Regions from separate parts of the Mus musculus genome. Here all the other regions are linked to region 2. The links are chromatin loops, found by intact Hi-C in ENCODE. Cell type or tissue: gastrocnemius. All regions are shown on one strand. Region 1 overlaps Ect2l (epithelial cell transforming sequence 2 oncogene-like). Region 2 has its middle 11 kb from the start of Cited2. Region 3 holds the start of Txlnb (taxilin beta). Region 4 overlaps Reps1 (RalBP1 associated Eps domain containing protein).

The links. Hi-C counts contacts between places; a loop is a spot of excess contacts. Peaks named below come from ENCODE experiments on the same cell type or tissue, not always from the same donor. Only the 100,000 strongest peaks of a DNase experiment are listed, where the experiment ranks them.
Region 1: it touches region 2 in a loop (15-fold over the local background); 29 of 42 quality-filtered maps call a loop at or near these places.
Region 3: a loop joins it to region 2, with 8 times the contacts of the local background. A loop is called at or near these places in 12 of 42 quality-filtered maps.
Region 4: it touches region 2 in a loop (2.5-fold over the local background); 3 of 42 quality-filtered maps call a loop at or near these places.

Annotation. Positions count from the first base shown.
Region 1 is chr10:18,192,762-18,200,761 of GRCm38, reverse strand. It overlaps Ect2l (epithelial cell transforming sequence 2 oncogene-like), which reads left to right. Exons shown (of 22, transcript NM_001370991.1): 3 at 728-840. Among named protein-coding and RNA genes, the nearest start is that of Ect2l, 14 kb to the left of the region's middle. In gastrocnemius, a CTCF peak has its summit at 3,251 (motif pointing right); DNase peaks (open chromatin) are centred at 2,681, 2,950 and 3,262; H3K4me3 peaks cover 523 bases; H3K27ac peaks cover 233 bases.
Region 2 is chr10:17,730,176-17,738,175 of GRCm38, reverse strand. No RefSeq gene overlaps it. Among named protein-coding and RNA genes, the nearest start is that of Cited2, 11 kb to the right of the region's middle. In gastrocnemius, a CTCF peak has its summit at 4,934 (motif pointing left); DNase peaks (open chromatin) are centred at 4,923 and 5,653; H3K27ac peaks cover 1,663 bases.
Region 3 is chr10:17,791,171-17,799,170 of GRCm38, reverse strand. It overlaps Txlnb (taxilin beta), which reads right to left and starts at 2,952. Exons shown (of 10, transcript NM_138628.3): 1 at 2,750-2,952; 2 at 1-83. The coding sequence starts at 70. Gm20655 (a long non-coding RNA gene) reads left to right here. Exons shown (of 5, transcript XR_871470.3): 2 at 1-6,217. In gastrocnemius, a CTCF peak has its summit at 3,001; DNase peaks (open chromatin) are centred at 2,924 and 4,997; H3K4me3 peaks cover 3,572 bases; H3K27ac peaks cover 4,319 bases.
Region 4 is chr10:18,103,422-18,111,421 of GRCm38, reverse strand. It overlaps Reps1 (RalBP1 associated Eps domain containing protein), which reads right to left. Exons shown (of 20, transcript NM_009048.2): 9 at 7,147-7,268; 10 at 3,674-3,754. Among named protein-coding and RNA genes, the nearest start is that of Reps1, 51 kb to the right of the region's middle. In gastrocnemius, a CTCF peak has its summit at 3,769; no DNase peak of the experiment used is centred here.

The DNA.
Region 1 (8,000 bases), 460 kb before region 2:
TGCAGCACCCGCGCTTTGGAAAATGATTCAAGAAGAATTCCTTGAACAGTAGACCGATCTCACCAGCTTTTAATGGAAGCAGCTCGTGTGGGTCCAGCTGCTTCCATAATGGGAGGAGAGTGGATGTAGCTGGGGGCGGGGTGGGGAAGACTGGTCTACAATCAAGACAATGAATCAGTGTCTTTGCATAAGTGAAGGAGAGCTGAAATCCTGCTTTCAGGGATGCTGACCTCCCTGGAGACACAGCTCACAATGGCAGTGTGCAATAATGACCAATCTTTAGTTTTGTGGATATTATGAAGCCCCAAAGCTAGAAGAAAAGAAAACCAAATCTATACTAACCGGTCCTGCTCCCATGATGCAGTGTATGGGGTCAGTAGACAGGATGAACATTTAGGACTCTGGCCCTAGGCTACACTAACCTAGGTAAAAACAAGAGATGTGGATCCCATCATTACCCTTTGTTTTCCAGGGGATCCCCTTAGCTCCCCAGTAATTACCCAGCTCCTAGGTTTTCCTCCGGCCCACCCAACAAGCCTTGGCTTGCCTGTATTGCTAGATAAAAGCACTTTAAGTTGAAAGGAAAAACCCTACAGCCTATGTGAAAGTACATGTAAACTGTCATGAATAATGTAAATATTAGCTATGAGGTTGTTATTTGACTTGTTGCTTAGCAACTGAGAACATATGGAAGTGGATAGGGAGACCTCATTTTCCTCTCTTCCAGCTCTTTCAGGAAAGAGTTACTCTCATAAGTCACTGGTTTGACCTCTGGACCAACAAGCAACGGCGGGAATTCTTATTCGTGATTCTTTCACAATGCTCAAAATCACAATTAAGGTAAAAATAGCATGCTGATGTTGAAAGATTAGTAAACTCAGTGCTCCAAGGTATGCTAATCATAAAACAGATAGTGACATTCCTCCACCCACCCACTTCCTGGGTTCAAGGAGTATTCATTCAAAGAAAGTCACCCTGACCCACCCTGACCATTGCTGGAACCCACTATGCAAAGGTGCTATTGCTAGGGGCTCTTAGATTGTTAGGGGCTCTTAGAAACTGTCTTGAGAGATAACCTGACACTTGTGACTTTGTACTTCCTTGTGACTCTTAACTGGTATTTTTGGTATCTTCCAACAACGCCCTCCCCACTTCCTTGAGTTGTGGTTTCTTCCTTTAAATACCCCCTTATCCAGCTACTCGGGGCACCACGGTCCTCTACCCCTGCGTGGTGTATGACCGTAGGCCCGAGAGCGCTCTTGAATAAAAATCCTCTTGCAATTTGCAGCAAGACCGTTTCTTGTGGGTGATTTTGGGGTGTCGCCTCTCCTGAGTCAGAACGTGGGGGAGTCCTCACGTTGTGGGTCTTTCAGGTGTAATTATTGATTTTTTAATGGCATCAAAATATGGTAAAATGTTTATATAACCCTTAAGGAGTTTTCTCTTTTCCCTGTAAAAAACGGAGGCAATTGTTATTTTAAGGCTTATGCAGATTCTCCTAGCGCCTGCTTCTGTCTCTGGGCTGAAGCAGAGCCTTGGAGGTTCACAGCCTCATACCATGGGGAGGCTGCTCCATTTCTACAAACACTTGTCAGTGTTTGCTCTATTCTCTTGCTCCATTAAATTCTCTTTGGAGCTATCGGACAGACAATATATGCCAGATGAATGTCTGCTACATAGGTAGACATTTCACAAATGATTATTAAATGCTGGGTTGGGACTGATAAAACATAAGAAAGGACAATACTAGTGGCCTTGAGGGTTATGACAAGACAGGTATCCCCAGGTTGACTATCCCTCCACTGCCCTTTGGCTTAGACAGTGTGACATTGGTAAGTTGAAATCACAGCCAGGGCAGCTAGTGTTCTGATCTGGAACACTAGAGGTTATTAGTTTCCTCTAATTGTGAAGTCGCTATGCTTCAGCTACTCTCAGGTACTTTCCAGTGAGCAGAGCCAACATCAGACTCAGGAGACAGTCAGAGCAGCCAGTAGCTTATTTATTAATTAGCCAGCTGAGTGTTAGATATGGACTCCTGTCAGCGAAACTGGAGGTATTCAAGATGTGTGTGTAACCAGAATATTCTAGAAAGCCCCTCAGTGTGCCTGGACCTGACTGGAGGACCTAGCTGGGTAGTAGCAGCTTCTGTGAGAATGATTTTTGCCGGATTCATCTCCAAAGAGGTCCCCTTGAGTCTGTCTGGGGCAGTCACTGGTGTCTTCGGCCAACAATCCTAACAGAGTGGCATTTCTGAGATGTAGTCCTTTGTCCCCAGACTGACACTCTTTAACTAGTGGACAGAGACCTGGAGCTCTGCCACACCTGCAGAGGGGACTCCAGGAAGTGGCTTATTTCCTATTGTTTGTTTAGGGAGACTCTGGGTATGTTTCACGGACAGTTGGGGTTAGCCACTTTCATTATGGTTTTCATTATGCTTTTCATCATTGCTTTCAAACTGCCCTTTTCCTAATTACCCCTTTCCCTTCTCCTCTGTGTGGGTGTGTCCCCCATGCCCCCTATTCTGGCACTTCAAATCTTTGCGAGGCTAGGCGCTTCCTCTCCCATTGAGGCCAGACAAGGCAGCCCAGTGAGAAGAACACACCCCACGTACAGGCAACAGTTTTAGGGACAGCACCCGCTCCAGTTGTTCGGGACCCACATGAAGAACAAGCTGCACATCTGCGACATACAAGTGTGGGGAGGCTTAGGTCCAGCCCATGAATGTCCTCTGGTTGGTGGTTCAGACTCTGAGAGCCCCAAGGGTCGAGGTTAGTTGACACTGTTGGTCTTCCTGTGGAGTTCCCATCCTCTTCAGGGCCAAAATTGTGAAGATTCTTTTTAAAGAAGATATACTTTCTTATTCTTATATGTGTGTGTCTATGGAGGGGGTGCCTGTGAGGCCTGAAGAGGATGTCCGATCCCCCGGGGATGGAGCACAGGTGCTTGTAAGCTGCTGTACAGTGTGGATGCTGAGAACTGAACTCAGGCTCCTGGAAGAGCTGTAGGTGCTCTTAACCACCGAGCATCTCCGCAGCCCCGTAGAGGCTGCTCAGTAGCTGTCTGACGATCAGGGGGAGGCACATTTCACTGTAGTCATTTTCTGTGATTCCTTTTGCCCTACCTTCCAGCATTCTAGAAAATAGATACAAACAAACAAACAAGACAGACAGACAGACAGACAGACCAAACTTCATTCACATCCATTATCACATTGTAGTCTCAGGGACCATGAACCAAGCAGTTTCAGTTTTGACCACCAGAGGTCACTAGAGATCTTGTGGTACTTTGAGGCTGCTTAACCTGACATTCTGTCCCTAGAAACTGTACCCTTTGGCGCTTGAATGCTTCTTTCTGTGGAATGAGAATGTGGAGCCAACCTGTTGTGTAGTTTTTGTTTTGGTTTGTTCTTTGCTTCCTTTAACAGCAGCTGCGTTCTCACAGAGAGATCAGTGAGCGAGTGAGTCATAGTTCACGCAGCTGCTAACGCGCTCGGGGCTGCCGATTTCACAGGAAGCTGGGTGGGAGTTTTTGGTTTCTAGATTTGTCCTTCTGGGGTCGTCTTTAACTTGTAGTGATTGTTTTTGTTATTGAACACGATCTGCCTAGTCACATGTTTCCCAGTCTCAGGCTTGCATACGTGGGTGGTTTTTACCTGGCCCTCAACTTTCTAGAGGCTCACACTGGGTTAACAGTCTAATCCCATTCGGGCTGTGTTCAATTTTAGTTAGATCTAGAAGCTCGACTCGTTTTTGTTTGTTTGCTTGTTTGTTTTAACAAGTTAATACAACCAGCTTCCCTTAAATGATCCTTACCGAAATATAATTTTTGTGTACAATAACATTTGGCAGTTGAAGGACTCAAGTGAATATTGGCAGAATTTTGTGGTCCTCATATAATCTAAGTTTAACACATTCCACCATTCCCAGTCAATCCCTAGTCAATGATAGTCACTCCTTATCACCTGTCCTTCCAGATGTGTCCAAACACAAGTCTACTTCCATCTCTCTAAATGTACCCCCTCTGGACTCTATATAAATAGAGCCAGGTAATAGGTGATTTTTTTTTGTAGCTTTTTTTTCATGTATTAAAATGTCAAGGTTTATCCATTTTATAGCACACTTTTAACTACTTTCTTCTTGTCAAAAAACATTCCATATTGTGGACTTATAATATTTCATACTGTCACCAGTTGGTAAACATTTGATTTGTTTCCCCCTCAGGCTGTTGAAGATAATGCTACTCTGAACACCTGTATCCGGATTTTTCTAAAGAGGAACTTTTATTTTCCTAGTTTTGTTTTTCTTTAAAATTCCATTTTAGACCAGTTTCTAGGCTCTGTGTATTCATCAGATTTATGTATTTAGTGTATGTAGTGGATGGTGGTTAGGCACGAGCCAGGGCGTGAGTGTGGAGATTGGACAACACCTCGTGGGAATTGGTATCTTACTGCATCACGTGGGTCCAGGTGGTTGAATTCAGGTAGTGAGGCTTGCCAGCAAGTGCCTTTACCTGGGGCCTTTTCTTGACCCTTTTATTTTTCTTAAGCATTCATACAAAAGAGCTTAGAATACTTGCCTCCAGTGTACGAGGGCCTGGGTTCAGTCCCCAGAGTGGGAGAAATGAAAGCTATGAAGTGAAGTATATATTGGGGATTGAAATGAGTGGCTGTAACAGTAACAGAACCATCAAATTTTGGTTATTTATTCAGTGTTTCTTTTTAATCTTCTTATTCCTGTAGTCTTTCTCCTCCCAAATGTAAACATAATAAATATGAAAAATATACATCACTTAACTGCTTGAAGTCTGGGGCGAACTCTACTGTATTTGTAGAACAGTACTTTTTCTCATGACAGAGGCTATGGTTCTGGTCTGTCTGTTTGTTTGTTTTACAGTCTCTCTCTTTCTTTGTTGAAATCCTCATTTTCATATGTTATCTTCTGGTCCCAATTTCCCCTCCTCCAGCTTCTTCCCATCTTCTCCCCTCCCCCACCCCAGCTCCACTCCCATTCTTTCTCTTGTTTGTTTTTTTTTTTTTAAAGATTTATTTATTATATGTAAGTACACTGTAGCTGTCTTCAGACACACCAGAAGAGGGTGTCAGATCTCATTACAGATGGTTGTGAGTCACCATGTGGTTGCTGGGAATTGAACTAAGGACCTCTGGAAGAGCAGTCAGTGCTCTTAACCGCTGAGCCATCTCTCCAGCCCTAGAGTGATTATTTATTTATTTATTTATTTATTTATTGTTTTTCGAGACAGGGTTTCTCTGTCTAGCCCTGGCTGTCCTGGAACTCACTTTGTAGACCAGGCTGGCCTCGAATTCAGAAATCTGCCTGCCTCTGCCTCCTGAGTGCTGGGATAAAAGGTGTGCGCCACCATGCCCGGCTCCTAGAATGATTTTTAAAGGAATTTTATAATCACTAAGATTTTATTTATTTATTTAGCTTCTTAAACCATCCCTCTGGCCAGTCTTCCTCCTTTTAACAGGAAGTGTCTTTATCCCTCCCTTATGAAGTTTCTCCAGGACATGACACTCATGTTTCAGCAGGCCTCAAGGTTCCTGCTGGTGTCTACTTTTCTGCCCCGCCCCCTCCTCCCCCCCCCCCCCCACCTGCTTGACTAAATTGACCTTTGAAGGCCGCTGGGCTGTTTGTCTCTGTCACACTTGGAGACACCTTCGAGGGCTGTGAATTGCTCTCCTTGCTGCACTGGTGAGACCGGTTTTAAATTGCTTCTGCACAGCTGCGTCTGCTGCTGCGTTGCCTTCTTACAAAGGCCTTTCATTCCAGAATTGGAGAAGTTTAAACTTGTAGCCTTCTTGGGTGGGTGTGGCAACATTCATGCAACTGCGTTTTCGGGCGGTGGGGGAGGGGAGGGACAGAAGAAAGAAGGAAGGTCACGAGTAACCCAAGAGATCTTACGTCTGGTCACCCGTCTTCACCAGAGCAGAATGGACGTGGGGGTGGGCAGGGGCAGGACAACGCACGCATCCCTGTATACTAAGAACACCCATGTCCTCTCTAATCCACTCACTTACTCTTTCCGTGTGGCCCCTGCAAGCCGTTGGGTGAGGAAATCTCACTTGGTGTAGTCTGTCAAGAAACCTGGCTGTGAAGTTTTTCAGAGACAACATACTTCCAGCTTCAATTAGAGCCCAGCGCAGCAGCATCTCCTTGAGTTTGGAAACTCATTTTAAAGGAGAGCATTTGCACGTGGCAATGGGACGTTGTTTTAAGAACAAGCATCGCCCAGGGATGGTATAACACCAAAGCAGAACGAGAACAGACTCTTCAGGACCTTGCTAGCGCCATCACTGCTGTGGGCTTTGTCACCAGGGAAGGATGCGACTTGAACTGAAGACATGGGCAAGGTAAAAATTCTAGCCAAGGACAGAGCAGAGTGGCTGGAAATCACCATGAGGCGAGGGGATTCTGTCTAAACGAAGCTAGCAGGCTCCTGCTGGAGACAGGCAGAAGATCAGACACCTTCCCTCCCCTCTTCCTCCAAACACCGAAGGATCAGGAACCCGATCAGATTTCCAGGGTGATCAAGTATCAAGCGTTGGGATTTGTTCTGAAATGACTTAGCAATGTTCTTTGCTAAGACTAGATTCTACCAAGGAGCCCACCCAGATGGACAAAGGAGAAGGCTCGGGAGCTGAGAAGGTAGAACTTTGTCAGAAAAGGAGCAGGCAGTGTTCAGAGACAAGGCGTACCTCTGTACTGCCAACTATTGTATCTGGACAGGCAGAGAGTCTGGAAGTTTGGGTCATTTTGTCTCTTCCTTCCCACTAAGGACCATGTTCTGAGCATCCGCCAACGCTCTACACCATTAGAGCAATCATAAAATATCCTCATTCACGGCTGAGACGTTTTGTAGGGATTGATGAAGCTATTAAAAAACCTGCAAGTTTATTTATCTATATTTATTTTATATATATATGGGTATGTTTACCTGCATATATGTTTGTGTACTACAAATGTGTATTGCCTTCAGAGGTCCCAAGAGGGTATTGAATCTTCTGGGACTGGAGTTACAGGCATTTGTGAGTCACCACGTAGGTGCTGGGAACAGAGCCTGTCCCTTTGTAAAAGCACTCAGAGCCCTTAACCACTGAGCCATCTCTCTAGGCTCCTCCCAAACAAGAAATGGTTAAGTTTAAAAGCAAAGGGGAAACCAGACTCCTGAAGCTGTCGTGTAGGGGGAGAGGTGGAGACCAGTGGACGTGTTAAGCAAGTCTTGCATGGAAGTTCTCAGTCCCTACATTCTCAGTGGCTCAGTTCTATTGTGTTTAAAGTCTCCCTGAATCACGTAGAACCACCACACACGTGATGTTATCACCTACGGTACCTTGTTTGTCTAAACTGCTCTTATGTCGAGAGCTAGCCGCAGTACATCTCCAGTGTACAGGAGAGTGTGATTGATGTGGAAGGCAGGAAACTGTTGTGGGAAATATTTAAAAGAATGGCAAGTTCCCGAGCTACACCCAGCTACTCTCCGCCCTGTGGTCTCGAGCCGCCTCTAGCTAGGCAGTCTTCCCTTCTTCAGTTTGCCAGCCTCCTAGCCTCCTGTACCTTCTCAGCCATAAACCCCTGTGGCTGATGGTCCCAAATTCCAGTAACCCAGTAAATCAAAACTCTAGAATCTTATAATGAATCAGTCAGATTTATATATCAATACATTCTCAATTCACAAGATGCCCACACAGTAATTTCAGAGACAATTAATGATACAAGCGGTCCACCTAGATTAGACAAATTACCCCAGTTATTCTATCCTCCTCTTATAGTCACAGCTACCTGTGGCTACTTAAAGCCACACAGAATCTGGATCGTCTTCCTCCTGCTCCATCTTCCTTCCTTCCTCTACCTGTCTCCTCCTTCTCTGTCTCTGCAACTCTTATGTCTCTTTTCCATGTCCAATCACAGGCTTCTTGTTGTACTAATATATACAGTGATAGGACAGGGAAAATTCTGCTACGGAAATCGTCCCTTGTCTCT
Region 2 (8,000 bases):
TGTGGTGGGAACAGGAGTAGCTTTTTCAGTTCATTTCCTCTACCTCAGGATGCCCCATTCCTAGTGCACTCTACAGTCAGTCTTGAGAGGTAGTCTTGACAGCGTGGGACAAGTGGCTATCTCCAGGGCTCCAGGGAGAAATACTGAACAAAAGAAAGATGGCCATGGTAAGTGTGACTTAGTCTCAAGCGGCTAACCCAACTCATATATTTAATGTGTCCATTCATTTATTCAATGTTTGTGAGTCACTGAGCTCCTAATAATTTGTCTTCCGTTTAGCCTTCCTCATCTGATATATCACTAAGCTGTATGAAGACAACGTTTAAGCTGTTTGTCTCCAGTGAATCTAAGGGCTGCTTAAGAATAAAGCTTATTTTCCACTAAGTTCTCCACAATGCCTGACAGAAAATCATAATGCTGGCAAGTTTTCAAGTGGCATTAAGCATTTAGTGGGTTTTTCTTGTAAGTCCCTATTATATTGTCCCAATTTGCATATTCTAATAGGTGTTGTCCTTCTTCTTGGAAGTTTCTCAGAAGCAAGCCCTGACATGGAGGGCAGACTGCTGAGGAGTAACATTGCTTTGGAGCGAAGCCTGTGGACTTCAGTGCGGCCTCAGAAGTCCTCCGTCCTCACCATGAAAGGCTCTGGAGCCAGGGTGCTCCTGTAGAGTCGCCTGTGTCCCACTGAGCTCTTCTGTCTTCCCATCATCTTTAGTTTCAGATTAGTTTATTGATAATCTGCTCTCAAGTTGAATACTTAGAGGGACGGGTGCTTCTAGCATGATGCCCTATCAATGGACCAATCACCATATTGGAAGTTATTCTGACCACTTTAGTTGGGCCTATTGCCACAGCTGGGGAGGAGAAGGGCCAGATACACTTATGAGGATTCTCAGATATGATTATAAGAATCTTCACACATGGATGCATGATTACAGTAGAGAAAGAGTGTTTAATGTTGAAGTAGGCCAGTCAAAGTTTAGACAGAGGTGTGTCTTGGATATATAAGGTGACCACATTGTAGGTATTTCTTATTTCTTCTATTGCGATCTTGTCTGACTTAATCATCTATTTTTGCTTTGCTGTATTTACCAACGTGCTTTATGAAGGAAATAGAACATATAGCTACTGGTAATTTACTCATAAATACTAGATATAAACACTAGATTCTGTTCACGTTGCACTGAGATTAATCACCTGCCAATGCATACATGATTTCCTTAGTTCAGTGAAATTATTTATTAATCATCTTAACAAGGGACTTTTTGAAGGGTTTTAAAATGAAGACATAATGACCATATTCTTCTTTTAAGGAGGATATTTATTCATATTAACAAATGTCATTTTATAGAAAGACACTTTAATTTTTTCAAATAAACCTACATTAAGTGATTTATAACATAATTCTATTAACTATAAATCTTTCTTATATGAAGATGCTTTGAAAATATAAAAACTATTTTAAAAATAGCTCTTATTCAGTTTTGGGTTTTAAAATAAAGGAATCTATGCTTTCAAGCCAAACTTTCAGAAAGAGATTGTCTACTGTTGACTGTTCTGTTGTAGGTAGGTTAAGATAACCCTGCCCCAGAGCTTGTTTCAGAAATGGGTGTGGCACCTGATACAGGGAGGGATGGTTCCGCTTACAAAAGCTCTTCTCTGGCTCACGTCATGGAAGGTTGGCTAACTGTACCCACCACTAGCTGAAGTTTGGGTCAACACTGAGGAGAGCCCTATAGAGAGGTGATTAAAATCATCGGTGATCCTGCCAACATCATTAAGTTAGGAATTAACCAATCAATGGCAGCCCTTTCATTGACTAAGAATAGATAACAGAGTGAGTATAAACAGAATCAGAGTAATCATAAATTACAGCTAAAAATTTCTATCATGGGGGTGAATTACAAAGTCGAAGAAGTTCTGTGTAACGTATGGGTAATAAAGGTATTTTTAATTCCAGTAGTGTTGTGAAGGAGGAAATTATGGGAGAAGCCTTCTCAGAGTAAATCTTTGGTGAAGGGTTCTTCGACTATGGGGTTGAGGGTGGGCCATGCCTATTGGGCAGAGGAAACGGTGTCTAATCAAAGCAGCGTTCTGAAACAGAGTTCCAAGGCCACTCGTATTAGTAAAGAAAGTTCTACGGGTGCCTCACAAGGTCTGTGGTTCGAATGGGGACTGAAATAGATGGAGCTTTGTGAAATACAGATGCCTCTCCTCTGTCTCCCTTCTCTCCCAATGTTTAGAGTATGAACCTTTAGTTTGGCTTTGATCTGGTCATAGTGCCATGGTCTGTTGACATCAGCCAACCGGTTCCTCTGCTCTTCAGTAAGAGTCCGTGCTCCCAGCTCAAATACAGTTTCTTTAGATCATTTCTCTCTCCTACAACTTTCTTGGTCTGTCACGGACTACCTTCCATTCTTAAGTCCTGCGAGGCGCTGGTTCGGGGTGCAGCCTGCTCACTCTCTCTACTGTGGTATGAGCATGGCTAATCAGATCCATTTCATTGGCCTGAGCTAAAGGACCACATTTTTTTCTTACCTTCTCACCTTCTGACGTATGTGGTCAGTATCTGTTCAGACCACATTTAGGGAGAAATGAGGAATTTCTGAACAAAGACAGCAGGGATGCCATAGAGAGAATAAAAATGCAGCATGGGGGAAAATCATTGATTCTTAGTCAATGATTTCAATTATTAAAAAAGTCAATTTAACAGTAAATATTTACCAAGCATCTACCATGTGTGTCTTAGTCAGGGTTTCTATTCCTGCACAAACATCATGACCAAGAAGCAAGTTGGGGAGGAAAGGGTTTATTCGGCTTACACTTCCATATTGCTGTTCATCACCAAGGAAGTCAGGACTGGAACTCAAGCAGGTCAGGAAGCAGGAGCTGATGCAGAGGCCATGGAGGGATGTTCTTTACTGGCTTGCCTCACCTGGCTTGCTCAGCCTGCTTTCTTATAGAACCAAGACCACCAGCCCAGAGATGGTCCCACCCACAAGGGGCCTTTCCCCCTTGATCACTAATTGAGAAAATGCCTTACAGTTGGATCTCATGGAGGCATTTCCTCAACTGAAGCTCCTTTCTCTGTGATAACTCCAGCTGTGTCAAGTTGACACAAAACTAGCCAGTACAATGTGTTAGCTTTCTCTAGGCTGATGTGCAATGAACAAAACCAAAGAGGCCTGCTCTCATAGAGCTTGTATGTCGAATTAAGGACAGTAACCCAAAACACATTCTAATTGGAAAATTTATTTTAAGAGAAACCATGGAGAGCGTTGCTCCTGGCATTTACCAACTGATTCTTCAAACTATGGTTTTTGCCATGCTCGCCAATTCTGTGGATTATAAATGGGGAGGAAGTAAAGATTCACACTTCTCTCTGCCACATGATGTCTGAGCTGGGAAGGCGCAGCGTTGGAGGCTAATTCAGTAGCTGAGACGGGAAGTGCTGGCAGTCATCTTCATTCACGTATGAAGGCTCACACAGGTCACCGACTGGGAACCTCCGTGGGTGTTGGTGGCAGGAGCAACTCCACGTGGCCTTTCCATGTAACCTGACTTCCTCACAGCCTGACAGCCTCAAGGTAGTGGGACTTCCACTGAAGCTCAGGGCTCTAAAGGCGTGTGTCCTTAGAGAAGCTGAAGGGAACTGTGCGGTCTCTTCTGAGTGGGCCTGGCAAGTCACGTGGTAGAAAACTCAAGAGAGTGAAACCCCAAGTCTGTGGAAGCCATATGTAATGGTTTGTATATTCTTGGACCAGGGAGTGGCACCATCTGAAGGTGTGGCCTTGTTGGAATAGGTGTGACCTGGTTGGAATGGGTGTGTCACTGTAGGTGTGGGTATAAGATCCTCACCCTAGTTGCCTGGAAGTCAGTCTTCCACTAGCAGCCTTTGGATGAAGACATAGAACTCTCAGCTCCTCCTGCGCCATGCCTGCCTGGATACTGCCATGCTCCCACCTTGATGATAATGGACTGAACCTCTGAACCTGTAAGCCAGCCCCAATTAAATGTTGTTTTTTATAAGACTTGCCTTGGTCATGGTGTCTGTTCACAGCAGTAAAACCCTAGCTAAGACACCATATCATGCCATCATCTGATGAGATGAATGCCAAATGATTTGTCAACACACACACACACACACACACACACACACACGCACGCACACCAAGGACCAAGGGGCAAACTGGAGTAAGGTTGAAGAGCTTTAAGTTCCATGGGGGAAAAGAAAGTAGTGTCCAGGATCTGTTCACTTGCAGGACGAAGTCTGACCAAGGTCTCTTGAATCTTGGGGAGGAGCACTCGATTTAGGCAGAGGGACAACAGATGAAAATCACCGAACCTTGAGTAATGGAGGAACTGGCTGGTGGTGAAACGGGAATCAATATCCATATCTAAGACCTAGCAGAGGAGCAAAACTGACCTTGGAGCTGGCTGGCTTGCAGGATGAGAGAAGAAACAGGTGTGATTTTAGGACCAGACAAAGGTAGAGGGAGGCACAAACGCTTTCCAATACTTATTTTTGGACTAATACACTAAGTCCTGCCATTCAAACTTTCTTCCTGTTCAGTCAGTCTTTCTTAAGATAAAAATGTTCCTAGCAGGGCATCAAATTGAGCCACTGGCGCTTGAGTGAAAGGAAGTCAGGAAGAGAATATTTCAAAAAGGAAGAAGCCCCTAGGAAAAGGCCACCTTCAGTGAATTCTAATTTTGGTGGACTGTAGCGAGAAGTGATGGTGGGGAAGGGTGTGTGCAGGCATCTTTGACTTGGTTCTGTTTTGAAGTTTATGGTAGGTCATACCGAATTTGTTATGGTTCACTAAAAACAAATCGGGTGGAGATACATTCTTGAAGCAAGTGTCAATCTAGTCTTGGTAGCTGCTCAGAAGGAAGTGCTAATAAAATTGATAGGACCTTAGCGCCACCTGGTGGCCAGTTAGTGAAATGCTTCCATGTACTAGAAGCATCACTTTAGCATGTAAAATCAAGAGTCATTTCCTGGATAGTTACACACATGATGCACAGTTCCTTTTGTGTAACTAGTTTTAACATATCAGTCTGTCATCTATCCAAGTAACTGAGGCTATATGGAGGCCTATGTTGGTGGGAAGTTGGATAAGAGAAACTAGACAAACAGATATAGACTGTTAGCTCTTTCCTGCTTAAAACTCACAGTTTTGCTTTGCTTCTTCTGAGTTAGCTTCAATTATAGAATTTTCTTTCTGAGGAATTAAATAACAATAAAAGTGATGGTGATGATAATCGTGGATCAGGGGGAGTTGTTTGAAGAAGTCAGAGCCCCACTATTGATTGAATGCCTTTTATTTCTAAGTCCCGAGTAACCAAATTATTAATATGTAAGGGAGTATGTGAGGCAGAACTTGAAATGAAGAGTTGGTTAAAAATTGTAGCACACATAATTGGAACTACTGTACTGGCAATGGCTGTCTCGTAGTCACTTAAAACATTAAAAGTGTTGTGCACAAGAAATCCTTCATGGCTGGTAAGGTTTGGATATTTGTTTGAAGGCCAGTAAATCTCAGCAGACGACAACAACAGTATAATGTTATTATGACAATGTAGGGAACGTTTACAGAGATGACTTCAGCGCTCAGAGCATCAGCCCAGCTGAATCAAGTCCGTGGCCCATCGCCAGGCTCCCATTTACCTTGGAAACAGAAAAGCAAGAAACGCTGTAACAGGGTTTGAAGCAGCACCTCGTAGTCCATCTTTCCACAGGAAGAAAAACGATAGGAGTAGGCCAATGCTTCTTTCATGAGAATTTGGATACACGTTATATTAATTAAACATCTTCATTTCACTGATGGAGAAACTTAAGCCAGCAGTGATTAAATTACACCGCTATTTAGTTGCAGAGTAAGGCCCATGTTTTTTAATCCTGGTCTACTATTCATTTCACTACAACTATTAATAGAAGAACCCTTCATGTGGCAGAAGAGAGCAAGAGAGCCAGTGGGCCACCCTTATAGCAGACAGTGTGGGTATGTCCAAGAAGATCATGTAAGTGTAAACTGACGGAATGCTACATCTCCACTAGTTTTCTTTTCCAAGACAAGGAGTCTCTGTGTAGTCCTGGCTGTCCTGGGCCTACCTCTGAAGACCAGGCTGGCCTCAAATTTATAGAGATCTGCCTGCCTCTACTACCAAGTGCTGGGATTAATGGTGTGGCCATTTCTTGTGTCTTGAGAGATTCATTTTCTTACACAATATCATTCTGAGAATTATAATCAATACTCAGGTATAATTGTTATCAGCCACTGGGGCAAGTTACAAAGTGGTCATTTTTTTTCTCAACCTGGGAGAACTTAACCACAAACATTTTTATTCATCGGGTTCTAGAATTGGCAAACCCCAGACATTAGCTTAATTTGGAAAGGGGGCCGCATTCAGCAACATGGAATTCAGTAAAAAGGGAAACAAAATTACAACCTATTGTACTTCGCTTTGATCGTACTTGAAGTTCTAGCAAGGTTAAAACTGTGAAACAAGGTTTACACTAGACAGTCCGTGTTCTTTCAGAGTCACATGTACCTTGCAGAATAGTTTGACTGGGTCTGGAAACGTGTACAGCCATATCTTGAGACTCCTAAAAGGTCAAATGTGTAATCGAATGGGCAGACACATCTGTAGTTGTTTTATAGCCGTGCGCTTTATAGCTGAGGACCATGTAAAGCAGGGGTCCTCACCCTTTCTAATAATGGGACCTCTTCATACAGTTCCTCATGTTGTGGTCATTCCCAACCTTAATATGATTTTGTTGTTCCTTCCTAACTTTAATTTTGCTAGTATTCTGAACCGTAATGTAAATATCTGCGTTTTCTAAGGGTTTTCTTAGGAGATTCCCGTGAAAGGGTTGAAACTCACGGGTTGAGAACGGCTAATATAGAGCTTTTTCTCCTGTGCAGTCGGTGCCATCTTAAGACGTCTTGGCTTATCTCAAGAGTGCTGTGTAAGCACCATCTCCAAGTCCCACCGCAGCCTCCCACGCCCTGGAGCAAATCGCTTCTTTTCTGAATGCCACATTCTTAACTTACGTTGGGATGATACGGGTTTTGCGGGACCGCTGTATTAGAGAAGTGTGCACGCGTGAGGCGCCTTCTTCCAATTTCTGAAGCACAGTACGCACTCAACTGAGCCAGCCACAAGAAACTCAGTGTCAAGGACGAGATCGGTTATGATTGTTCTCTCTGATTCAGTCCTATGAAGCCTAAAGAGCGTTCTTTTTGCCCTCTTAAAGCCCACATCCCACTGCCCGAGTAAAATCTGAAAAACAAACAAACAAACAAACAAACAAACAAAACCAAAAACCACCCCCCCAAAAAAAACACAATGGAGACTTCCCTTTATTTTGTTTTACTAACCTATTTATTTAAATATTTTTCATAACCCGTGTGGAATTCTTTTTCATGTTACTGCTTTTTTCTTTCTTTCTTTCATGACTTACCCCTTAGAGGGGTTCTAAGAACCGATCCCTGTCAACACAGGGATCTCAGAACCTCAGGATGGTTATCTTAGGCACTGGAGAGGCAGCGCAGTCACATGGAGAGAGAACCCTGGAAGGGACGTCTCAGTCAACCTTTGTCACAGAGCTTTGCAAAATAACTACAGCAGGGCGGTGCTTGCCTGGCAGCCTAAAGGTTTGGCTTCACAGCTTAATCCTGTGTGCATTGGGGTAGGGTGGGGGGGGGGGTTGCAAACCAAGTCCAAAACTACACGTTGCAAGAAATAGCAATACCAATGAATGGATAGAAATACTCTTTGTGGACAACTAATGTTTTGGTTTTTTTCCAGACAGGGTTTCTCTGTGTAGTTTTGACTGTCTTAGAACTTGATAGATTTGGTCCCAGGCAACCTAAACAGTGTGATTCTTGCCGTCTTAAAAATCGGTGTCCCATCATCCAAGAAAACTTTGAGAAAGTCTTGTAGACTAGGCTGGCTCCAAACTCAGAGATCTTCCTGCTTCTGTCTCTCAGGTT
Region 3 (8,000 bases), 61 kb before region 2:
TGAGTGATGAGCTGTCCCCTGGGGGAGTTGGGTGCTCCACTGAGAGCTGATCAGGATGATTAATCTCCATATGGGAGTGGGGTCTGGTGGGAAGCACAGTCATGGTTCACCTAACGATTTCACTTACATATTAATGATAAGGATATCTCTCAGAGAGGCGCCACCTAATTTTGGGATCCGCCACAGAATAAATGAACTTCCACATACCATCGACACTAAAACTCAGGTCGTATTACTGTCCTATCTTGAGTGTAATCTTCACATTTTAGCACTACCCCTTTTTGTTGAAATTGTTTGAGTTAATTTATGGTATTGTTTTTATGAATATATTTGTCAATTTGTGTTAGGATTTTCAGGTATAGACCTCACAGTCCTTAAAAGTGCTTGCACATAGACATTTTCATGCAAAGTTTAATTTTTATTTAACTTTTAATTTAATATTTAATACAGGAACCATTCTGATTACTAAAAATAATTCGTAACAGTTACATCCATAAGCTATTTTTCAATCTTTAGGTAAAAAGTTTAACTTGTGTATTTTACTACATTATTAGGTAAAATTGCTTTTCTAGTGTTTTCTCCCTGATAATAAGCAACATGCAATTATCAATCAGAAAAAAAAGGGTTTTTGAACTTCAGATTAATGTTTTTTAATTAAAACAGGGAATGAGAAATGTATAAATAAGTCAGTAATATGAATGAATGATGATGATCCTTAGAAATATATTTTCATATGTATATATGTGTATGAGTATTTTCACACATATGTGTATGTGTGTGTGTGTGTGTGTGTACATGCAGAGGCCAGAGAAGGATGTCTGGTGTCACATCCATCTTCTACCTTTAAAACAAGAGCCTCTCACTGAACCTGGCACTAGGATGGCAGTCAGCAAGCCCCAGTTATCCTCCTGCCTCTGTCCCTAACAGCACTGTAATTGCATGCTCATTTGACTGCATCCAAGTTTCCACATGGTTGTCAGGATCAGAACTCTAATCCTTACGCTTGTATAGCAAGCAGTTTTGCTCACTGAGCCATCTCGCCAGCCCACATATAATACTAACTCCTTAAATTTCTATAACATTCTTTTACTCTAGAAACTGACTTCATCTTTGAAGTAAAAAGATGATAATTTTCTAACTTAAAAAGTTCTAGGAAAATGTAAGAATTTTAAGACATAGCAATGTATATCTTAAGCTAGAAAAATAATTCAAATGCAATATGGACTCAAACCAGGCATGCTGGGGCATGTCTACTTCTTATTTGTAAAAGGAAGGCAAGTCAGGCGTTCAAGGTCATTGTCAGCTACACAGAGTCCCTAGCCTGCCTCTGCTATATAATCCTGTCTCCCAGCAGCAACAACATCAACAACAACACCCACATAATAGTAGAGCCTCTGGGAAATATGGAACAACACAGCACATTGCATTAGAGACTCCGGGCTTTGCTCCTACCATGCTGAGGGGCGGAGAGATTTGGCTTAGGGTTTAACTTCTGGTGCGTTTTGTTTACAAATAGAACGCAATAGTTATGCTGCTAACTAATAGCATAAAACTATGGCAGCGTTCCCTAGCTTCACGGGTCGTGCGGTTGTGTTGGCATGTCAGTGGAAACAAAAACATGCTGTGTTATCAACTGCATAGCTTCCTTGGCTCATTTTTAGGGCAAGTGTCAAGCACTTGAATGTAGTAGGTGTTGAACACTTGACTGCCAACCCGAGAGTGGAAGACACAGTGTGGAGACAGTCCCCACCCACCTGTGGCTCCCCCAGGACTTAGGAGGAAGGTCATTCCTTTTAATTCAATCACTTGGTTATCACACAATGTGGCTGCGTCTCCACCACTGCAATCGAGAGCCTGACCTCCGCTCGCCATGCTCTCTGCTATATATAACTCCTGCCTCCCCCAAGCACACAGAGAGACACGTGTCACCTGCTGCCCTGCCAGAAGTTATTTTAAGTTCTTCTAAAATGAGTTCTGACATTTAGCCCTTCATCCCTAAAGTCAAGAGAATAGGCTCTCAGTCAGACTAAAAATTGTGACCATTTACTGGTTTGAATCCATATGTGAACTTTTAAGTGTAGGGGAGATTATCATTGGGTGAGATCTGAAGTCAATCAAAGTTCAAAGCAGTTATTTCAAACAGTCCACGGGCATTTTACTGTGGTTAGGCTACATGAAAATGTTCACGTGATCTATTCAAGCTTAGGTCTATGGATATTCTTTAAATTCCTGTTCCACATTAGTTGATGTGTGTGTGTGTGTGTGTGTGTGTGTGTGTGTGTGTGTGTGTGTCAGTCTCAGCACCTCAAATGCTCCACTGATGTGCAGTATCTCCAAACTCCAACCTTCTTTTAAAACAGTAACCTATTTTGTTTAGAGGACAATTTACTTCTTTAAGACACCTCAGAACAAACTAACAAGAAGGAAAACCAAATATAAACAAAGTCAAAGAACCTTAAAATCGTCCTTTTTGTAGCAAAGTTTCTTCTCACAAAGAAACTCTAAAATCTGTCTTTTACAAACTTTATTGGCTCTGTGCCCCTCCGGGAAGGAGGAATGTTTCCCCTGTGCTAGCTGTGGCTGCTCACACACGCACACGCACCATCCCTTCCTGATCCACCCGCTGTCTTGTGAAGTTGAACAATGGAAAGCCCTTCTACCATTTGCTGGCGTCTGTAACTTTTGAACACTACAGACTACAGGCTACAGGCTGCCCCTCAGGGCTTGGGGAAGTGTTTGTCATACTTACCAGAAGGAAGGGAGCTAAGCAGGAAGAGAAAAGAGAGGAAAGAGGTGGTAGAGTCAGAGGAGGAGCAGCAGCAGCAGCAGCAGCAGCAGCAGGAACAGGCAGCAGGGCTGAGTTCTTACAAGGAGGGAGAAACTGCACACACACACACACACACACACACACACACACACACACACACACACACGCCCACAAAAGGAGGGGGCGGGGAAGGAAACACCCGTGACGCAGCAAGAAAGAAGTCTGCCTGTGCTTCAGTAGGTGTCGCCAGGGGAGTATCCTTTGAAAGAAAAGCAGCTGGTGAATTGTGAGACTCTCCATGTTTAGCCCTCTTTAAAATTCAAACCCAGATGAATGGCCTCCTGGTGCGGTTTTCTGACATTGTTGTTATTTTGGAACACATCAGGAGTGTTTTTATTTCTTGGTTTATCTCCGTGGGGTTTATGATTCAACCCTGGATTAGTTAGTATCAGGTTTCTTTTAGGAACCACCAAAGATGCGGTGTGGCACAGCACAGGAGAAGTGGCAGAGACACTAATTCTGAGGACACTGCTTTCTTGTGGTTGTTACTATTGTTTTTGCAAAGTTTGAAATGCACATTTAGGTGGCTTTTGGAACTGTGGTTTAGGTAGTCTTTGCATGTGTGCTGTGTCCAGAGCTGACATCTCATCAGCTTGTTCATCCTAAAAATGCCTTCCTAGGGCCTAGAGGCAGAGGTAGGTGGCTCTCTGTGACTTCAAGGCCAGCCTGGTCAATATGGTGACTTCCAGGACAGTCAGAGGAACGGCTTAATATCCTGTGTAAAAGAAACAAGGATTAGCTTGTTAGCTTCCTCCTAACTCATAGCCATTCATGGGTGCCTTAAGCTTTCTGGGGAATGTATTTCCATGTTTTACCAAAACAGATTTAGTCTTGGCACAGCATCTCTGAGAATTTAGTCACCCCAAAGACATCCAGCCCTTGAATCTGGCACTTTACGTGTAGAGGGGACTTGCAGATGTGGTCAAGGATTGTGGGGTGGAGAGTCATCTAGAATGATCTGAGGGTGACCACTAATCACAGAGTCCTTATAAATGAGGCAAGCAGGCTGAGAATCAGATCAGATCTGTCGATCTAAGTGGGGTGTGTCATGGAGTAAGGTCCTGCGTCGAGGAGCATAAGAAGCCTTAGAAGCTGGGAAGGCAACAAAACACTCTTCTCTCAAGCCTCCAGAGGGATGCAGCCACACCAACAGCTTCACCTCAGACCCCATGGAACTCATTTTGGACTTTGACCTCCAGCACTGTAAAGGAGTAAGTTCACGTTTTTTAAAAAGCCTCTACCTCAGTGTCAGATTGTTAAAGGGAATGAAACGGAAGCTAACGTGCACCCCACTCCCAAGTGCTTCCCTACTTCCTGAGCTCGGGGTGCTGTAAGTCACAATCACAGAAAGGGCTGAAAAGGGGTGCAGGAAAGGCATGATGGGAAGAAGCAGCCTGAGAAGGAGAAACTCTGACAGAGACACTGCAGTGACTGTTAATCCTGGGATTTGCCAGAGAAAAAACCCCAAGTCCACCAGCTCCGGGCAAATTAAAGCTAGCTTTATTAAATATTAAATACTGACCACCAAATCCTCGACTTTAATCAGGACCATTCCCTGGAGTTTCTCAGCTGGAATGGCCTTGAGCCTGTGTAGCAGGGATTTATAAGGATGACCTATAGGCCATCATAGTTTCCTATGAGGCTTTGTTATTTTCTGAGAACTACAACTCCCAGCATTCCCGGAAGTTACCTGGTCCTTGGGCAACTGGGGTTTACAGGTTAATTTCGGGCCTTTCATGGCAAACACAATGAAACTGGTGAAAGAAAATAATATTCTCTCCTTAATCCTCACATCGTGAATATTCGGTTAACACCACAAATCAGAAGACAGCACATCCTGGATTGGAGCAATCAACTCAATCAGATCTCCAAGTGCAGATCAGTTCTAAACAATTTTAAATAAGGTACTGTTAGGGTACATTTTGTGAAGGTATGTTTCTGTGTCATCAATTGTTTAACGGGTACCTGCAGAGAGCTAAGTACTCGTCGCATCTTGGTATTGTTGTTTCCGTGGCCCATCGCCAGCCTCATATTTTTGCAAACATTCATCCTTCCTTCCTTGCCTATTGGATGTAATAAAAAACTGATGGCCAATAGCTGAGCAGGGACTAGGAGGCGGCACTTCCAGGCAGAGATAGGAACTTCGGGAGAAGCAATCAAATGCAGGAGGTTCATCAGGGATCACAGAAGGGATGATTCAGGCCGGAGCAGAGAGGTAGACCTGGCCATGTGACAAGATGTAGGCCAGAATTAGTCAGCTAGAGTCGTTGGGAGACTGCCAAGCTGAGGCATTAAAATATTATTGACTCCATGTCATTATTTATACAGCTGGGGGTGGGGTCCATGAAAAGTCCCACTTTGAGGTGCAGGCCCTTTTAACAAAATAGTTTCCATTGAAACTAATGGAAGAGGAAATCTAATGACAGGACTGTCTTATTATGTTATTGTGTGTATATATACATACAATATGTACTAACATGAAAACAGGCATAGCTTTCTTATACCTGTCCCTTTCTTTTCTCCCTGCCACTCCATAGGGTTTCTCTGTAAGTTTCAAAGTGAGTGCCCACTTTTTAGACAAGACTAGCCTGCAACTCAGAGAGACCTGCCTGCCTCTGCCTCTCAAGTGCTGGGATTAAAGGCGTGTGCCACCACCACCTGGCTAACCTTTCTTAGAGTTATTATAAAATATACATTTTCATATATGTATCACTTTAAAATTCCACAAAACTGAATCACAGAATGACCCAACTCTCTCTAAAGATATTTGCATAGGAGTTGTGTGTTGCTAAACACCATTAATGCTAGTTCCCTAGGGTTTTTGTTGCTGTTGTTGTAAACATCCTATGATATTTTAAATGTCAGGTGTGGTTCAGTCAGCTGCTTGACTGATTGACAGCTGACATATTCTCTACCTTAACGTGGCTGTGTGGAGTAAGAGGCATCTCAACTCTTAAACACAAAACAAAACAAAACAAAACAAAACAAAACAAAACAAACAAACAAACTTCTCTGGCCCTCCAGGAATCACATAACTTCAGCTTCACTAACAATTGTGATCAGGATTGGAACTGACGCCAACAAGGTCTGCTTTGGGAGACCATGCTCCAGCCGGGACCTCTTCCCACACAATCTGTCTAAGATTTGGAAGACTCTAGATAACAAGGCTAGACAAACCTTGGTGAGCTCAGCATCTCCTCCTGCTGTGACTCAGAAAAAAAAAAAAAAGTCCAGTGACTGGTGGACGGGGAACCGATCATTGGTCTTTGTGTAGGGCTTGAGTCAGGTGGAATCCGGAGCTGCATATGTGGAACTAGGAGTGGTGGAATCAGACTGAACATGTGCATCTGGGCCCCTCTTCTGGCTGCTTAAACAGACTACTCTTTTCAGGTGAGTCTGCGTAACTTCCACCATGCTCTGTTCCCTGGTATTACAACATTTGGCTCTAATAAAGTCTTCTCTTGAGTGGTGTCTTTGGCTGATTGGGATTTTTATCACAAGTAGGATAGGTTGGGATGGTTAGGAATGTCAAGTCCTCAGGTATTCTAACTGTGGCTTTAGCTATGCTGGTATGGATGGAGGCTGCCAAGAATTCCAGAGCGATGAGCCCTGATACCCAAGGCTCCAAGCTATATCTATAAGAGTCAGCTGAAAGAGGTCAGAGCACTACCAAGGACAGAATCTGTAAGAGATTAAGGATATTGAGGGTACTGGGGGACAGCAGGGAAGCCAAGACTATGGAAGACAAAGGAAAAGAGACTCTGAAGAGCCAGAGGCAGGAGCCAAGATTATAAGGATTGTGAGACACAGTTCCTGGAAGAGTTAGAAACAACTTCTGATGGTAAGGAGCTGAGACTGCCAACACCAAAATTTAGGAGATGTCACACGTGCTGTGTTGGTGCTTTAAGAGCAACTGGCATTTCACCTTGAGTAGTTAGAACAATAACCTTCTGGCTCAGACAGCTTGAAATCATTGAGGAGAGGGCTCTCCCAGTCCAAAGGGAAGACAGCATAGCACGACCAGTGTCTAGGTGTGCATGTGTGATTCTGTCGCAACTCTGTAATACAGACCACACAATCACAACATACCTTACCATGTAAGGGAGATAAGAGGGAACTAATGAAACAGCTGGACTTGGAGCTCAGCCTTTAGACATGAGCCGACTTCACCAGTGCTGGCATGAAAAAAGTACTGTTTTCTGCTTGAAAACTTCAGTGTGTCCTGTCTCAGAATTCTGTTGCATCGTAAGTCTCTAGTATTCAAGACTTGGGGCCTTCTGTCTCAGGTTTTAAAGTCCAGTTTGTGAGTGTTAGAAACTCAACTAAAGGAACTGTTCCATTGCTCTCTTGTTCTAGAGAGAGGAAACGAATCTCCAGTTATTGGCTTATTGACAAAACCAATAAATATTATTCAAATTGTCAGTGTTGATTTACATGACAGATAATAGTTGCTAAACCCAAATTGTAATGTGGAACATGAATAGAGTGTCGCCACTAGTCAGTCTGAGCACCTCCTATTTTTCTGCAATGCACAGTGGGAAATGGTTCAATTTCCTCCACATCTGATCCGTTAAAATTATTACATATGGTTTGTTCATACAGCTTGCCATGATTTAATTGCACAGATACATGCTCCTGCTCTCTTTCTTCTGAGTGTTTATATTTCCTCCAGAGTGATGTTGGGAGATTAGGGAAGGCCTTTGGGAAGTCATTAGGCAATTTGGATGCACATCATATAATTTCAGTTGGGAATGCCTTTCTGCAGAGGGTTGGAGGAAACGCCCTCCCTCCTCTTATGAGGTTATACTGGCAAGATATACTGGCTATCTTTAAGTCCTCATGAGACATGGAATCTGCCTACACTTTGATCTTGGACTTCCAAGACTACTAACTTGTAGGAACTTACGGTATCTTATTAGTGTGAGTTAAATCAACGAGGGGAAAAATAACAGCTACATGATAGCTACCCAAAACATCCAGAATGGAGTCACATGTCTTCATAAAGGTGTAGCTCATAAGAATCCACCCATGGCCCAGAATTTTGATTAGGCTGACAAATGAAGAAAACTTAATACATCTCTGTTTATTGTAAAATACGCCTTGAGAATACACAAAATATAAGTCTACACCTTCAAAGTTTTCAAAAATATCATTTTAATTTTTATGTAAATAT
Region 4 (8,000 bases), 370 kb before region 2:
TCAGCCCCTCTCTGTATTTGCCACTTGCCCTCCATCTGATTACTCCTTTCTACCTAATCTACCCCTGCCTACTCGCCATTCTACTGCTAAGAGCTCACTGTCTCTTTCACCCATCACTTCTTAACACTGTTAGCTGAGTCACCTTGCACAATTGCCTCTCCTTGCCTATGTCATTCTGACACTCAGTGCTACCTTCTAGCTGAAACCAAGTGAAGCTGATCTTAGTCTAGCCTACTAAGAGATCTCCATCTGGTTCTACATCACTCTTTAGTTCTCAGCCCCCCCCCCCCCATATGTGTACCATATGCTATCACTATGCAGAACTTACTCTGCTCATGATAGTCTCTGCTTGGAAGGAAGAAACTCCCACTTTTCATCATGATATACAGGGAACTTACAGAGCCTCTGGCATGCAGCCTGCCCACCTTTCAGAAGTTTAACTTTCTTTTCCTGTAATTTTTTTTTTCTCTCAGTTACTGGCCAAAGCCTGGATGTGCCAGATAGGTGGAAACTTCCCACTTCTCTCTGAAGTCTACACCTCTCCTGCCATGCTTGCCAGTCTCCACTGTAGAACCTGCTACCTTTCTAGACCCTAACTTTAAGACATGGCTTTCCTCTTTCTTTTCCCATCTCCCTCTTCCTGACAGCTACAAGGAAGGGTCAAACGACCCTTTCACAGGGGTTGTCTAAGGCACAGTTATTTACAATTCATATCAATAGCAAAATTATAGTTATGAAGTAGCAATGACAATAAAGTTATGATTGGGGGGTCAGAACAATGAAGAACTGCATTAAAGGGCAACAACATTAGAAAAGCCGAGTGCCACTGAGTTATAGTTTGCTCGCTCGGCCATTTCCCTTTTAAATGCTAATAAAAGGGTCCTTGAGCTTAAAAAAATTCATTATACAAATAACATACCTTCTTTTGACCATAACTTCCCCAAGCACCTTGGGCTAAGCTAGCCAATCCCTTCTTTGCCTATAGTTTACCCAGTTATCAACTTTGATAATTATCATGACTAGCATTATGATCATCAACCAACAATATTAAACTGGTTCCTTTAAGGTTGAAATCTTACTTCTGGCATCTTTTACTTCTATAGATTATCAAAGAGGTGATACCACCAAACCAGGTGAGTTGCCTGGCTCTAACAGGTGATCAAATTATTTTAATATGCTGAGCCCCTCAGTTCTACAGCATCAAGAACAGGCATGAATCAGTCTAAAGACTCATGCATGATGCTAGTCATCAGTCTAGCATTTCCTTGGTGTGCTGGTGACATTCACCCTAGCAGAAGCTTATTCTACTAGAAGTTACTAATTATTGGATAATTGTTCAAGAAGAGACAAGTTTGTGGAAATGAGCTCGCCAGAGCTTCAGTTTCACTAGAGATGACAGGCCAGTCGGCACCATCCCAACAAGCCTCTGAGTTGCTGCACTGTGCCACTAGATCAGTGTGGAGCCTGCCTGGTCACAGACAGTTACTCAGCAGATAACAATGAACATTTTTGTTTTTAAAACCACTCCATTAAAGATTCCCAACAATAAAAATGTTAAATTCACACCAGAACAGTAGTGTACTCTTCTTTGCTTTCACCCCTCCATGATGCCCAGATTCACTTAATTGCAGCCCTGGTTTATTCAAGTCTCACAAAGACTGTTTAATCTAAGACTGTAGTTACAGCTGTGGTCTATCGACAGGCAATACTTGGGTATTAAATGAGGTGTAAGACGACAATATAAGGGCACACAATTAATTGAAAGTAGAGTCTCCTAATTGAAACTCTAAATAGCATCACCTACATTTGACCAAATTTAGAAGTCTAAATTCAAGTTTAAAATCTTAATGAACAAACATCTCTTATTTTCTCAAAATTTCATGCCATACTCTAGATAATGATGGAAAGTACTGAGCTGTATAACAAGTTTGGGCAGAGTCTCTCTCTGTAGCCTAGGATCACTGGTCTCAAGCACTAAAGGGCTAGAATTACAGGCATGTGTCACCAGGCCCTGCTGAGCTATATCATTTTTAGCACCAGTGTTGGCACTTATAAATCTGGACTTTATTTCTAAGATACAATAAGAACATCAAGTATTTTTTCTACATTTCCTACCAGTCATGCATGCATAGGGGTTAAGTTTAGCTTGAGCTAAACAAGATTCTGTCTCAAAATAAAACCAAAAGCAACAAATAACTAAACAAAAATCTCCCCAAATAATGTTCTGGCCTTGTCTGGAAGAGTGTTAATACTATCAATGATTATTTTCTGTCTTTTAAGGGTTAGAAAAAAAAAATCAAGCTTTTCATAATTCATAAAATTCATAAAACATTTTCATGAGTTAAACTATGTTAATAACAAGGGAGTTAAAAAAAAAAAACAACCAAAAACCAAAACCAAAGCTTAAAGCTAAAGGAGACTTAAAGGTAAACTTGATTACAGAACGTGTCATGTCCCAAGAGACCAGAAATGTGGCTAACAAGTAGCAAAAACTTCAATATTTTATTTCTCTTAAATGTTCAGAGATTAAAATCAAAGACAAGAGCCTTGAATCTAGTAAGAAAAGATGCAGATGCAGGGGTAATCCAGTATTAACTGGTCTTGGGAACAATACAGGTCTACATTTTAAAACTACCCATACATTATGTTTGAACAGCTATAAAGCCATCCCGTAAAGCACAGCAAGGCCTCGTTAATTTGCCGCCAGGGCAGTATTTAATGCCACTTTCCCCAAAGAATAACAAGCGTTGGCTGGCTGAGATCAGAAACATCTACAGAGAATGTGTCTGCACTGAGGATGGAGCTCGGCGTTTGGCTTGTGTGGCTCTCAACTCAAACCCTAACACTGGGCCACCAGTGTGGGGCAGAGGCATGAATGCCATGTGTCACTTTCTCTACTCTGATCATTTAAAAACCTTTTAAACTCTTCTTCCTTCCTGCTTCCTTTTGTGTTTTGTTTGTTTACACACAGTATGCGTATTAGCATGTGTCCTAAAGAGAGAAAGACCAAGTAAAGGATGAACCCTGAGAGCAACTTCTATCTATAGTTTAAATGTCTTCCAGCATTTGAGGGACAGGTGGGGTGTGACTCTATAGGAACAGAATTAACTTTTTAAATCAGGATACGAACTTTGTAGCATTTTTTTTCAAGTGACACAGGAAATCACAGAGACAAGACATGCTTTACAGAACTACTGTGTAACTATAAATCAGCTTGTTTTTGTTGTGCTAAACTTAACACACTATGAAACGAAAGTTATGCTATTGGAAATATTTGAAAATGACACTGCATAAATATTTACATACAGAGTACATGTTACATGATGTGTAAGCATACAAATAAAATATGTAATTGAAACAAGCAGTATATGTTTCATAAAACATACACTTAGCAGATGTAACATGGCTAACCAGATCGACTATCACAAAAATATTCGTTACAGACATAAACATAAAGTTTTCTCTCATCAAAAAAACCTACAAAATATGAAGAATGGCAAAAATGTTCTTCCACTATGAAGCACAAAAACCCACAAAACCCAAAAAACCCCAAAGGCCTGCCAACTTTCCCTCTAAGCACTACACTGAATCATGCATATCAGTAAAAACCATAATGATGGATATTGGGTTAATAAAATTAATTTCAAACAAGCAAGCTAAGTGATTGACTTACAGGATCAGCTGGTGCAATGTTAGAATCAAATTGGGTCAGAGTTTGTGAGCTTGAAGAGCGTTCACTAAATGTCTCCCACTGCTGGACAGACAGAGGAGAGACACGTCAGCACGGGAGATGCAGTAGATGCACTGGAGAAGACTTAGCAAGTCATTCAGAGGCTGCACTGCAAGATGCATTTCGCAGGATCGACAAAATTCTGTAGTTTGTAATTCCCATAATCACTTCATACTTATCTGTGCTGGGCCATCTTATAAACAGAAGGCAAACACCTTCATAAGCAAATGTACAGTAAAAATTTAATGTAATCTCTATGGATGAGATTAAAACTTGTACAGAATTAACACTCAAGACACCGTAAAGGAGACAGAGCATAGGTGACGGAAATGGCAACCAGGTAGAAACGCACAGGGTCGTCCGGACCAGAACAGTGCTTAACTCAGGTCCTGCTCAAACCCCAGTTACAACACTGATCCACAGAAGCCGAGGAGCTCAGGTTCTAATCAGCATGGAGCATTCAGTGCGACTTGCCAGTGCGACCCCTGAAAGATGAGTCCATTATGAACGTGCACATATCTTATACATATGCATATTTAATAAAATATAACAGATAAGATGCAAGACATTCTGGAATTAATAACGTTTTAGCTTATTTATCAATTTGTAGCAAGTCAACCTCTGCGATCAGCACTACAAACAGGGCCATGCCAGATCACAAGACAGAGCTGCCAATCAGGCCCCTCCCCATGCTAGGAAGTGAGAATGCAGCCACGAGAGCACATCGAGCAGCTGCCTGAGTATGTGTTATACACAGGAGATGCACGGGAAGAGCTACTTTCTAAGAGAGGTACACAAAGAAATATCATACCTCTTAAAACAGGTGGAATGATAAGTCAACATTAATTGTAGGAAATTCCATTTGAGATCTTAGTAACAGTACAGATTTTTTTCATCAAAGTTGTATTATAACTATTACTAAATCTGCTTCTTAAAAATGATAAGTTGCCCTCTGAGGGAAACATCTACTTACACATATACAATATATACACATGAATGCTTACACACAGACACAACTACCTCATTAACCAAAGTCCTTCTTATAAATTCAGTTTGTAAGAGTATATATATTTTTATGCTTCAAAGTTCAACTTTCTATTTAAAACAGTGATATTCAATTTGAGTAGATATGTAGAAATTAAGCTTTAACAAATGAGATTATTGCTGAAAATTATCCACAAAAAATGGCTAATAAAAGCATTCAATAACTTATCCTACAGGTCACAAAGAGAAAAGTGTTAGTTCAAAGTTGTGACAAAAGCTTACAACAGTTCACTTTTATTATGGGCTTCCACATCAGAAACCAATTTAACGAATTTGGTAATAGAATTAATTTCTTCCTCAATAACTACTGTTACACGGATTTAGAAGGAACTGAATTCTCTACCTCATGGAAAACAGCTTCCACGCAGAACTCAGCACCCTGGAAGGCAGTGGGTCTCATCGCCAGGACAAGCACAGCGTTAAGAGCTATGGGCTCCGGCACCTGACTACTGGCATACTGGCTGGGCTGCATGGACTTGGCTGAGTTACACATCCTCTCTGTGCTCCTGTTTCACCATCTTTAACATGAAATTAGTAATACCGACCTCACAGGACTGCTGTGAGGGACTAAGTAAATCAGGTGAAAAGTCTTTTGAAGAGACTGGCATATCAAAAGTGCTTTAAAAAGTTAGGGATTTTAGTGTTTTCTCTCATAGCACCTCATCTATATCCATCAGTACTAAATAAACACTGAAATAATACTGGGTTTGTGGGAGATAAAATATAACCTAAATTTATATTCCAAGTAGATATTTTAATAGCTACTACCAAAGCATCTTAAAATCATTGTTTTACTAGCTTTTAAGCATAGCATAAATTCCATATCAAAATATGCATAGCAAAATTATGTCATTTATGATTTTATTACTAGGCATTGTAAAAAAAAAAAAAAAAACCCTGATAGAACTTTTTGAGAGGGATAATGCATGCACCTAAAATCAGAACTGAAAAGTATATTTACTCCATCTCTCCAGATCACGCCTGGATATGGACTCCTTATACTTTGGGAAGAATTGCTTTTATGTATAATCCGTAAAGGGCTGAAGCATTCTGTTAACTTAATATTGCTTTTTAAAAACCTAAGTGCAGCTTTAGAAACACCTCTCTTACTCTGCATAAGCTATCTCTACTAGCAATTCTTACAGGTCTTACTCCGTCCCTCCTCACAGGCATGTGTGCTAACGTGTTTGCATCTGGTGAGGTGGTAGTGCAATGGCAGAGCTGCCTTGGCTGTTCTTAAGTCTTCAGAAGGCAAAGTCACACGGAACTGCCAGTTCTCCTTCCCCGGCAGCCCTAAGCTAGTAAGACTTTAACGAAATACTGTCCTGCTTTAAAAGACAGAAGAGCAAAACGCTCGCTTTCCTACAAGTCAACAAATCTCCTTTTGTAGATATAAAACTCAGGTAACAAAGAGAACTTCTTCAGAAAGCTCTCCAGAGCACAGAACGGGGTGGGCGCTTAGGCCCTTCCTCTTAATTCTACCAGTGTCCTCTTTACTGTTTCCTAAGGCCTGAGCCCAGGAGCTGGGAAGCAGTGTGCTTTTACCTACTCTGTTTTGCACACTACTGGTCGTATTAATATAGTAAAATTACTTCATTTTGTACTATTATTATTTTCTTTTGCTGTTTTGAGACAGGGACTCTACACATCTCTGGCTGTCCTGGAACTCATTATATAGACCAAGCAAGCTGGCTTCAAACTCGCAAAGATCCTTTGCCTCCCAAGTGCTGGGATCAAATGTGTGTGCTTACCATGTCTAGCCTCCATTTTGTATTAAATAAAACTAATTATAAGTAGTTTGTGTTGCATGAAAATACTTTTTTTCATGCAGAAAGCTACACTAGTGACCTGTCTCTTGTATCACTTCATGGCAAGATTGCAAAAATATATCTTCATATACCATATATATATATATATATATATTACATAGACTCAGTAGACAGCAGCTGATGAAACAGCAAAAGATTTGCATCAATCTTGCTCTTGAATCACCCCGGACATGGGATCTGGTGAAGTTACTCCCCTTTGACTTTCAATTTATGTGTTTGCCCTACCCAATTCCCAAGGCTTTAGTGATGGTGGGGAAGATGGTGGAAACCATATGATAGTGTACACAGTACAGAAACTTCAGAAGCCACATGATTAGTAGGATTTCTGTCACTGTTTCCCTGAGGTCCTCGACTGTACGACCCATGCTGTGTGTGTGTACACTGTGTGTGTGTATACTGGAGAAATCCCGTGATATGTGATGTGCTGGACGAATCCTATGGTGTGTGTGCGTATTGGAGGTATCCTGCGGTGAAGCGATCCTGTTTGAAACTTCTTCCCGTAAACAAGCTAATTTCAAGCAGAGAAAGGGAAGTTTTGCTAACCTCACTGCTCTGATTCAGCTCTGGCCATGTCTGGTTCAGGGACGGCATCGACGGTGACTTGCTTGGAGGTGCTTCTGCAGGAGAGCCTGAGTAACCTACCTCACCTGGCTGCTCCCCCACATCTGCAAGGTAGACACAGAAAGTTCCCATCAGCAACATATGTTAGTTTGGCTGATTTACTTATGAGTAACTAACAGATAAATTTGCATAAGTGGTAATTTATACTCTCAATTTCCTTCTCAAAGTAGATACTTTAACAGATAATACTTATTATTTATAGTCTAATTAATATGATGGATCCCAAACTGTTCACGAAAAGAAAGGCAGGTTGGAAGTAAACAAAAGAACAACATGAGATAGATAGATGTAGCTCTCTGATAACAGGGATGGATTCCTCTCAAAGTACATCCACGGAGCACTCTTCAGCAAGGAGGCTGAAAGATTACACTTTCGGCTCCAGTGAGTTTGGGGATCCTCTAATGCCAAGTAGAGTATTGCCCTATGTGCTGCAGTCAAAGCTTGTGATGTCCCACAGTAAATAAACTTTAAGTCAGGTTTCCCCAATACAAAATGCTTTCTAGCAAACAAAATTCTTCAGTTTTCCCTTGGAATTGTTTTGAAAATTGCCAAATCAGTAACATTTTCTCTAAAACCTTCCAGTTACCATACAGCTACACCTCAAACGGAGCAGCTGTCCACGAGCAAGAGGCAACAAGTCCAGATGGCCACATATAGTCCAAGTCCAAATGTAAGTCTTGGATTTTTTTTTTACGGTTTTTGTTTTGTTTTTGGTTTTGCTTGGGGCTCAAACCCAGGGCCTGTGTATGTTAAATACATGCTCTTCCTACCACTGA